2 separate regions of the Homo sapiens genome follow, and region 2 is linked to region 1. Evidence: read pairs that join two places in POLR2A ChIA-PET (ENCODE). Cell type or tissue: IMR-90. All regions are shown on one strand. Links, peaks and the distances in the headings refer to the core of each region. The heading gives the core; the rest is flanking DNA. Region 1 has its middle 4.7 kb from the start of MIR3155A. Region 2 has its middle 4.8 kb from the start of LINC02649.

Region 1 (5,374 bases), core at 102-5,101:
TGGTTATGGGACAAGATATGCCTGCAAGAGGTGCTATGTGCATAGAATCAATGGAAAAGGTGACAGAAAAGGCATGAACTTAAAAGGCGTGAAGAGACATCCAAACCCCAAGTTTATTGCAGCGCTATTCACAACGGCCAAGACATGGAATCAACCTAGGTGTCCAACAACAGATGAATGGATACAGAAAATGTACATATACAACATGGAATACTACTCAGCCATAAAAAAGAGTGAAATCCTTGGGATGGAACTGGAGGATATTATAGTAAGGTCACACAGTGCATTTTGAGAGCTTGTTTGGAGGTTCTAGCAGGGGAGTGCAGCTACTCGTGTACCCTTGACTGAAGATGAGTCCTCCTCTATTGGGGATGGTCATCCTCTTGGACCGAGCACACAGCTTTGGGAGGGACGCACATGGAGTGGTGAGGGAGGAAGGGGACACCCACCTAGCCAGCCAGATCAGCCAAATCAACCCTGACGATTACTGGGGTGACAGATGTCACAGCCAGATTGCCCTCACATCCCACACAGTGCATTTTGTATCTTTTTTTTTTTTTTTTGAGAGGGAGTCTCACTCTGTCGCCCAGGCTGGAGTGCAGTGGCACGATCTCGGCTCACTGCAACCTCTGCCTCCTGGGTTCAAGTGATTCTCCTGCCTCAGCTCCCCAGGTAGCTGGAATTACAGGCGCCCACCCCCACCCCTGGCTAATTTTTGGATTTTTAGTAGAGACAGGGTTTCACCATGTTGGCCAGCCTGGTCTCGAACTCCTGACCTCAGGTGATCCACCCGCCTTGGCCTCCCAAGTGCTGGGATTATAGGCATGAGCCACCGCACCCGGCCTTATTGTTATTTATTATTAGAACTTTCACCTGCTATTCCCTTGTCCCTCTGAAGGTGGAACGTACAAAAATCCTTGGAACACTGCTGTCTGAAGACATTGTTATAGGATTCTAGACTTGAAAAGGACCTCAACGATTTATTCAAGACCACAGTCTCTTAGAGCCACGCCTCCATCACCTGAGATGAGTCACCGTCTACACCATCTGTCTTATTTATTTCTCTTTAGAGAGACAGGGTCTTGCTCTGTCACTCAGGCTGGAGTGCAGTGGTGTGATCGTAGCTCACTGCAGCCTTGAACTCCTGGGCTCAAGCAATCCTCCCATCTCAGACTCCAGAGTAGCTGGGACTACAAGTTCACGCCACCACCCCCAGCTGATTTTTAATTTTTTTGGTAGAGAGAGGGTCTCGCTATGTTGTCTAGCCTGGTCTCAAATTCCTGGCCTTAAGTGATCCTCCCACCTCGGCCTCCCAAAGTGCTGGGATTACAGGCATGAGCCACCACACTGGCCCATCTATTCGATTTCTAAGGAGAGAAGTTCTTGCAGAGGAAGAACTGCCCCAGCGTCCCTCCATTGTGGTTCCCAAAGTTAGTCATGATATGCATGACTTTCCTCTCCGTGTCCAGCTGAAGTGCTTCCTGCCTCCTTTTCGTCTCATGAATTTCTTTTATGTTTCACGTCAAGATACTAACTTCTCCTTCTTCTAGACAGATTGGCCAAAGACTCAGACCTTCCTCCCACTCTAACCACCGTCACCCTGGAGACCCACAGGAAGAGCTGTGAGCCCTGAAGGCAATGCTTGCACCATCCTTCCCCCACCTGGGCCAGGACTGCCACTGTCAGCTGCTGCTCCAGCCTCACGCTGAGCATAGGGGACATGGCCCAGATGCAGCCACCACCCACTTGATATGGTTCCTGCCTGCCACGTGCCATACCACTGCGGTCCATGTTGGACAGGTGCAATATGAGGTCTAAGTCCCTCTGGCTCCATTCTAGCCAGCACCATGGCACCAACCTAACCACAGCCTGTGTGACAGTCCAGGAGGTCAACCAGTGCCACACCCTCTCCATGCGGAGTTCAGCCTCCTCAGGTGGGGCTTCCTACTGAGAACTGCTCTACATTTGGACTTCTGACTCCCCTCCCTGGCACTTGCTGGAGAGCACAGGAGGTGGGCTCCAGGGAGGAGACACCATGTCTTGCTGTTCAGCTGGTACCTAGCGTGTGCTGGTGCATAGCAAGTGCCCAATCTAGAGAATGAATGAATGCCGTGGTACACAACCACTCATCTTTCCCATAACTACATTCAGTAGCTGTCCACTAGTTCCTCCCATAAGTGAGGGACAGGACCAGCACCTAAGATCTTTGGTTGCTTCTCTGTTGTACCCTGAAGACCCTCTCTCCTCCAAAAGGGAAATCCACCCAGCTCTGTGTCCCAGCAGACTCCCCTGTATGGACCACCCCGTCAGGCTCCCCTGTATGGACCACCCCATCAGGATCCCCTGTATGGACCACCCCGTCAGGTCCCCTGTATGGACCACCCCGTCAGGCTCCCCGGCCCTCTGGCTGCCAAAGCCATGAGATCAGAGGGAGGAAGGAGTGAGGTCTAGGTTGAGGATTCTCCCAGCTCCCTCTCTGCAGGCTACACACTGCCCGCCCCCTCCAACAGAGGCCACAGTCCCTGTCAGGCTGTCCCTAGTTTTGGCTCTGCCACTTGACATTTTAAACCTCAAGGTGCTAATGCCCAGGGCTCTGCACTATCCCTTACGGTTTTCCTATCTCCTACCCAAATCTCCCCATCATTAAACTCCTCGACTTGCCTGGTACCCGCTGGGCCCCTGACGGAGCTGATCCCAAAGTCTGAAGCTTGTCAAGAGGCAGAAGCACAGCCTGGGGAGGGAATCCACAGTTGTCCCTGCTCAGCTTCCAGCCCGCAGAGGATGGACGCCTTCTCCGGATGGCTTCTCTTGGTTTTGGGAGCAGGGCGGCAAAGTCTTTTCATTTCCCAATTTTTAAATTACTTTTCTGAATAGTTAACACATTCAGATCGCTCAAAGGTCAAAAAATACAGAAGAGTAGCTGCACTGGCGTCTCCTGCACCTCCGTCAGTGCAGGGTTGACGTGCCGTGCTGTCCCTCACAGGAGGACCTTGTCCCCTCCAGGCAGCTTCAGACCACGGCTCAGCACCAAACCCAGCCGCGGCCTGGCTCCCTGCAGTTCCCACTTGCTGTGCTTACTTCTAAGTGAGAGGTCCCACCTGCAACTGGGGAAGCTCTGCCTCGATAAAGCCTCCAAGAGCCTGTGCCCTGGCTCACACCAGGGTGACCGGGAAACGCAGACAGCACTTATGCCAAGCAACAGTTTCTTACACTCTGGGACCTCCAGGAAGTAGCATCTGCCAAATGCAAGGATAACATTTTCCTCTTCATGCAGCAAGGTCTCTTCAGATTAAACAATGATAATAACCAAAAAACCAAAGCTTACCTTGGTTGGCAGTTTGCAAATGTTTTGTCCTGTGTGATCTAATAATGCACTAAAATACGCTGTCATAAAGCAAAATCTTCATATGCAAACAATACATTAGCAGCTTGGCTATTTAATACTTTGCCGCATAAGGCTCTCTACTGAGCGCACAAGTAAACAGAAGTCTGTCCCTTTTAGGAGTTTCCCAACCAGAGCCTACATCGACAAAAGTGGGCAGAAGCGATGAAGTCAGAGATAAATGATTGTCCCCTGCAGTTAATGAGTAGGGGGGGAGGGACACTCTGAGAGCCTCCAGAGAACCCACAGAGTCAAGGTGGCCGAATCATACCTGGATTAATGGAGACACCGAAGACAGTGGCCTTGGGACTAAACGTGTCCAGCTGACAGAGGAGTGGCAGAGCCCCTGCTTGCTGGCTGTCACCTTCCTTCTGGCCACCCTCCCCCATCTCTCTACCCCAACGGGACAGGAGAGTCAGCAGCCACCCCCTTCACCGCCAGGAGCCCACGCTGATACCTAGGCACCCTCTGTTTGAAAAACAAGTCCGGTACAGCCTCCAGGCAACCGTAGCATCACGCTGGCCGTGCCTCTGAGTTATGAGAGAAGAGAGGCAGATGGGTGGGTGCGGGAAGGGAGAGACGGCACAGCACAGGCCCAGTGCCAGGGGAGGCCAGGCTCCCCCCACACACACCCCCAGTCCTCAACGTCCTTAGTGTGCCCAGGTCGCAGTGGGGGAGTCTCGGGTGTTGAGTGACAATCATCACCAGAACTCAACCCCTCCCAACCCAAACAGACGGCGCAGGAGTCACACAACTCTGATTTGAAAGTCAAATCGAGGCCCCCCTCCCCACACTTCTGCAGCTCCCACTTCTCTCCCGGGTCTTTGAGCTGAGAGGGGCCCAGGGCTCTGGGCAGTGCTGGGCCTCCAACCACCCGGCCTGTAAACCGGGGTCCGGTGCGCTGGGACCCCCCGGTGCGGGTAGGAACACCAGGTAGCCGGGCCTTTCTGGCACGCAGGGCGGAAAAGGCGGAGGGCAGCCCCTGCAGGAGGGGCCGGGCCGCGCTCATCAGCGGGCCTGAGTTTGCTTTTCTGGGGACGGCTCCCATCCTCACGCGGCCGTCCCTAGCCATCTGTCGGTTTTGCCCAGGAGGCAACTGGGGCTGGGGGCTGAAATGACTGCCCGGGGGTCAGAGGGCGGGAGGGGCAAAGGTGGGACTCAGGCCAGAGCTGCCCACCTCCCGCGCCGCGCTGCCCCTCTCCGTGCCCCCGAGCCCACCAATCCCGCCCTCAGGACCCCGGGCCCCGCCGCCCTCCGGGTCTCTCCGGGTCCGGAGCCCTGGTATATCTGCGGCCCGGGGCTGGAGCGCAGCGGGAAGCGGGAATTCGCTGCAAGTGCCGCCCCCGGCTCGGGCACGTGGTGGCGGCCGGAGTCGCCAGAGGGGACGCGCGGGTCTGGAGGAGGTAGCGCGGGTCTGGAGGCACAATGCGGGGCTGCAGAGGAGACGCGGGGCCGGAAAGGAGACGCGAGGCCGGAAAGGAGACGCGAGGCCGGAGGGGGACGCGTGGGGCCGGAGGGGACACGCAGGACCGGAGGAGACAGTGCGGATCTGGAGGGACACGCGGGTCCGGGGCGCAGCGCAGGGCGGAGGGGACAAGGCGGAGCGCGTCTCGCTTGGCCCCGGGCGGCACCGCCGCAGCCCGGGTGCACAGTGCTTCCGCGCCTGGCGAGGACCCAAGGCTCGGGTACCCACAGGCGGCCGCTCAGGTCCCCGCGCGCGCTGGGGGCGTGGGCCGCGTCACCGGGACTCCTACCTTTCCTGAAGGGCATCGCGCCGGGGGCGCTCCCCGCGGGGCCGGCCCGCGACACCCAGACAGGACGACGTCCAAGCGGCAGCCCCGCGACTCGGGGCGCCTGCGGGCGGCGGGGCGGGCGAGGGAGGGGAAAGGGACATATTTGGTCAAAGCCTGGCGCGTCACGGCGCGGAGGAGGATCCGCGGCGAGGCAGGAAGCGCGGGGCGGCGCCAGCCGTGAGCTCCGGGCGCCCTCGGG
Region 2 (5,374 bases), core at 167-5,166, 170 kb before region 1:
TTTTCCTGTTGTAAAACTGAAAGTCTATACCCACTACAGAATTTCACCGTAAGTATTAACCCCCTATTACTCCCCAGCTTGGCCCTGGTAACCACCATACTACCTTCTGTCTCTATGAATTTGACTACTCTGGGAATCTAATGTAAATAGAATCATATGGTGTCTGTCGTTTGTATCTAGCTTATTCCACTCAGCGTCATGTCATCAAGGTTCGTCCATGTTGTAGCATGTGTCAGAATTTCATTCTTAGTTAAAGCTGAATAATATTCCATTGTATGGGCAGACCACATTTTGTTTATCCCTTTGTCTATCCATGGACACTGGGTTGTTTCCACCTTTTGGCTATTATGAATAACACATCTATAAATGTGGGTGTACAAGTGCCTTGGGTTGTTTCTACCTTTTGGCTCTTGTGATTAATGCTGCTATGAACACTGGTGTTCATGTCCCTGCTCTCAATACTTTGGGGTATATGCCCAGAAGTAGAATGGCGGAATCACGCGGTAGTCCTCTGTTTCATTTTTAAGGAACCACCATCCCATTTTCCACAGAAGCTGCAGCATCTCACCTTCCTACCAGCAATGCACATGGGTTTCGATTTCTCTACATCTCGGCCAATACATGCTCTTTTCTGGTTTTTTGATAACAGTCATTGGCTTCGGTGTGAAGTGATACTGATGGTCTTTTCATCGTATTGGAGAGGCACGGAGTGAACAATTCTGACCTGAAATCCTCATCTCTCCAAGTGTGCCAGTTGAAGTAAATTTCTCAATCTGTATGTGAAAATTTTTTTCCTCTTCACTAAAGTAGAAAAGTTAAATTATTTATATAGTCAATACATGTGGAGTGCAAAACACAGAGCTAAGCGCTGCAGGGTAAGAAGTGAGAAAGGGGCATGAGGCTGGACAGGATATGAGAACCCTACTTTCAAAGGAGTTCAGAACCTGCCAAAGACACTAGCCTGTGAGCAGAGTGAGGTGAGGCATCCCTCTCTTTCTGCCTATGGACATTGAAACTCTTCCTTCTCGAGGCTTCGGCCTCAGATGGGAGTTACAACATCAGCTTTCCTGGTTCCCAGACTTTTGTACTTGAACTGAATGTCACCACTGGCTTTGCTGATTCTCCAGTTTGCAGACAACAGATCTTTAGACTTCTCGGCCTCCATAATTGCATAAACCAATTCCCATAGTAAATCTCTGATATATCTATGGATATAGATACAGATATATCCAATGGGTTCTGCTTCTCTGGAGAACTCTAATACCTGAGCATATCCTGTGTGAGGCTTCGAAGGCCTCCGAGGTCATGATGAATGATCCACAGAGGGATTCACATTCACTCATCTGTTTCACTCAACAGGCACCTGTTAAGTACTGACAATGTAACAGATGGTCTTAGGTCCTGGGGATGCAACAGTGAACCTGACTCACCAGGGTCTGTCCCCATGGAACTTACATTCTAATGGCAAAGACTGACAATAAACAAGTAAATAAAATAACTAGGATTATGAGAGGTTTCATTCAATGGGAAAAAAGAGTCACGACAGAGAATAATGAGTCAGACACACATTAGAGGAGGTGGACAGCAAGGCATCTTTCAGACGACACTCAAGCTGAGTTTCAAGAGATGAGAAATTTCTGCTGTGAGAAGAGACCAAAGAAGACTAATCCAGGTGAAAGGAAAGTCCATTAAAGACCTTGAGGTTCAAAGAGTTCAACATATTCTAAGATCTGAAAAGGACATCAGTGTTACTGGAGCATCACGAGCAAGGGAGGATGGGAGCCAGTGTGGCTAATGAGGGAGGTAAGGGAAGATTGCACTGGAATTTGAGGCATGGTGGGAAGCCATTGACAAGTTTTAAGCAAGGAAGTGAGATAATGTGATTGACATTGTTCAAAGATCATTCAGGCTACTGGGTGAAGTGTGGACTACAGTGGTCAAGAGTGGCCACAGGGAAGCCATTTAGGACTCTATTATCATGAGCCAGGTGAGATGATGATGGACTGTCCTGGGGATGGTGACAGAGGTGAAAAGTGGTAGATGGATTTGAGATATGGCTCTTTTGAAGGTGGAATCCATGGAGGTCGCCGAATGCCGAATGTGTAAAGGAAAAAGACTGGTGAGGAAAATGGAGACATTGAGGGTCTGGGGCTGTAGTAAGGGGGTAGACGGTGACAAGGTCGAGCTACAGAAACAGAGAACACTGGAAGAGAAATTTTAGATGAAGCAGAAAGGGAGATTTGAAATTCACATGGGATATGTTCCGTTTGAGTCGCCTGTGAGTCAGCAACTGAATATGTCAACAGACAATTTACCAGACTAACACCCAGGGGAAAGCGCTGGATTAAAGAGAGACATTTAGAAGTCACAGTTACATGGATGGTGTTTCATGGAAATGAATAGAGGTGGAAAGAGCAGAACGAATGGGAGAGAAGAAAAGAGGTCTTGAGCGGAAGCCCTGGGAATGTCTGTTTAGAAACCAGGAAGTGGAGGCGGAATCGGCAAAGGAGAAGGAGCAGCCAGTAATGAGGCCATCTTGGATGCTAGGATGCCTACAGGGTTGCACTGCAGAATTTCTACATAGAGTTGAGCCATCAGTCAGGTTTGCAATTCATTGTGAAGCCAGTTAGTGTGAGCTTCTCAAACAGTATTCAGCAGTTCAGTCCAATCACAAAGAAAGTAGATCATTGGGTTCAACCAGGGTTGGGTGAGTGAGTGATTTTTGCTGGGTGAGTGCAAAGGAGAGTAGGAAGTTAGCAAGAAGGAGGGAAGGTAGTAGCCAGGACACAGGGCATTTAAAATCAAGATTCCAAAAGAGATGCAGTTTCTGCTGATGACAAGACACAGAATAAGATGATGAGGGTCAATGGCTGGGGTTTAGGGAAGGAAAGGATCACACTGGAGGGGGAAGTTTAAAAAGTAAACAAAGGAAAAAACTGAGAAGCAGAATGTTGGGTCACATATTTCTTTTTTGTTTGATTGTTTACTGAATTAGAATGAAATTAGAAGAAAGGATACAAAGAAAAACTGAGAACTTAAAAAAACAACAGAGAATGGGCATGACAAGGAACTTACTAGGTGACGAGGACACAGCTGAGGGAGGAATAAAGGCATCAGTTTCAAAGGAGCATGGGGTTTTGCAAAACAAAAAGTTTCGGAATCAGCAGTTGGGAGGAGAGAGGACACACACCCTACTTCTACTTCCTGGGAAATGAGAAGAAGGAAAATATTTGTCCCACAGAGACCACCAGGCCCAGAGGGAAGGCTTTGAGAAGATGGATAAAGGTCAACTTTACATTTAAATTGTACAGAATGACTTCTGTTCTATTCCTCCCTTATGAGTTGGAGAACTGATGTCCACTGCAGGGTAAAAAGGCATCCTATTTCCATGGACAGTGGTTGGTTCAGAAATGGACACAGAACCCAACGCTCACCATTTAGAACTGGGCAGAAATTCACTGGAGGCCTTCAGCAAGGTGATTTCCCACTCTGAAGGCCATGGAAAGCCAGCCTCTCTCCTGTCAGGCACAAATGAGGGAACATGTGGCTCTGAGAGCTACTGGCAGCTGTTCCAGAACTGTGATGAGAGCCAGTTTTAGGTTAAAGTCAACACTGCAACAGGCAGGGTGAAGAACACAGACAGAAGCTGCTGCTTCTGGCCAGGCGTGGTGGTTCAGGCCTGCAATTGCAGCACTTTGGGCAACTGAGGCAGGAGGATCCCTTAAGCCCAGGAGTTCAAGACCAGCCTGGGCAACATAGGGAGACCTCGTCGCTACTGAAAAAATGTAAAAATTAGCCAGGCATGATGGTGTGCACCTGTGGTCTCAGCTCAATTGATCTCAGGAAGCTGAGCAGTGAGTCGTGACCGTGCCACTGCCCTTTCACCTGGGTAACAGAGATCCTGTCTCAAAAAAAAAAAAGAAGAAGAAGAAGCTGTTTCTTCATGACATCCATGAGCCACTGCTGCTACCTTGAAGGTCAGCCCAACCTCTGGATTTTCTCCTTTATAAGCTCATACATTTCTTCATTTTTCCATTTTTTTAAAACCAGGTTGAGCCAAAAGCATCCAAGGAATGACTTTGAGATTCCTGAGAACTACAGCTTCATATTCCTCATTTATCCACTGTAGGCTGTGTCTCTTAGAAGATGCATTCTTCATTAATTTTATTTTATGTTATTTTGAGACAGGGTCTCACTCTGTCACCCAGGCTGGAGTGCAGTGACATGATCACAGCTCACTGTAGCCTCAACCTCTTGGGCTCAAGCAATCCTCCCACCTCAGTCTCCCAAGTAGCTGAGACCACAGGTGCATGCCACCACCCCAGCTAATTTTTTGTATTTTTTCGGTGGAGACAGGGTTTTACCATGTTGCCCAGGCTGGTCTCCAACTCTTGGGCTCAAGTGATCCTCCTGCCTCAGCCTCCCAAAGTGCTAGGATTACAGACATGTGCCACTGCGCCTGGCCAGGTTCATTTATGTTTATTGACCTGACCAAGAATGGTCCCTTTAACAAGATGTTTTGTTGTTTATTTCTTGAAGGGAAATAAAACCAAATTAATTGGTAGAAATACAGAAAGATAATAGAATGTATCAGGAAGAAAGAGAATGTATCAAGGGAGTTAATTTTTTAGGACTCATTAGAACAAGAATTTTTGTCCATTTTTTAATTTTTATAGACTTAGGGGATTTTTTTTTTTACAATTTTACAATTTTTTACAATTTTTAAATAATTTTTACAATTATTTTTACAGTTTTGTTACGTGTTACATGGATATTTGACATAGTGGTGAAGTCTGGGCTGTTAGGGTAACCATCACCCAAATGGTGAATATTGCACCCAATAGATAATTTCTCATCCCTCACCCTCCTCCCACCTTTCCAAGTCTCCAATGTCTATTATTTTACTTTCTATGTCCATGTGTGCACATTAGTTAGCTCCCACTTATAAATAAGAATGTGTGGCATTTGACTTTCTGTTTCTGAGTTGTTGCACTTCAGATGATGTCCTCCAGCTCCATCCATGTTGCTGCAAAAGACATGATCCTTTTTCATGGCTGAGTACTATTCCACTGTGTATATGTACCAAATATTCTTTAACCAGTCATCCACTGATGGACACTTAGTTTAATTTCTTATCTTTGCTATTGTGAATAGTGCCACAATGAACATAGGAGTGCAGGTATCTCTTTTATAGAGTGGTTCCTTTTCTTTTGGGTGGATACTGCATAGCAGGATTGGTGATCAAATGGTAGTCCTATTTTTAGTTCATTTTGTTTACTGCTGAATCTCTAGCATCTAGAACAGATAAGGCACTTTTAGAATATTTATCAAAGTCTTCCTCCCGAGAATATTGATCAAGGGTCCACAAAGTATC

Evidence for each region. Peaks named below come from ENCODE experiments on the same cell type or tissue, not always from the same donor. Only the 100,000 strongest peaks of a DNase experiment are listed, where the experiment ranks them.
Region 2: POLR2A ChIA-PET joins it to region 1 with 7 read pairs; 2 of 35 experiments call an interaction of 5 or more read pairs at or near these places.

Annotation. Positions count from the first base shown.
Region 1 is chr10:6,144,776-6,150,149 of GRCh38, reverse strand. It overlaps a transcript of PFKFB3 not described here and the pseudogene RN7SKP78. Among named protein-coding and RNA genes, the nearest start is that of MIR3155A, 4.7 kb to the left of the region's middle. RefSeq lists enhancers at 1,394-1,443, 4,758-4,907, cis regulatory regions at 4,947-5,374, 5,003-5,374 and a silencer at 4,968-5,374. In IMR-90, for the core only: no CTCF peak of the experiment used is centred there; no DNase peak of the experiment used is centred there; H3K4me3 peaks cover 1,578 bases; H3K27ac peaks cover 1,440 bases.
Region 2 is chr10:6,319,008-6,324,381 of GRCh38, reverse strand. It overlaps a transcript of PFKFB3 not described here. Among named protein-coding and RNA genes, the nearest start is that of LINC02649, 4.8 kb to the left of the region's middle. In IMR-90, for the core only: no CTCF peak of the experiment used is centred there; a DNase peak (open chromatin) is centred at 2,291.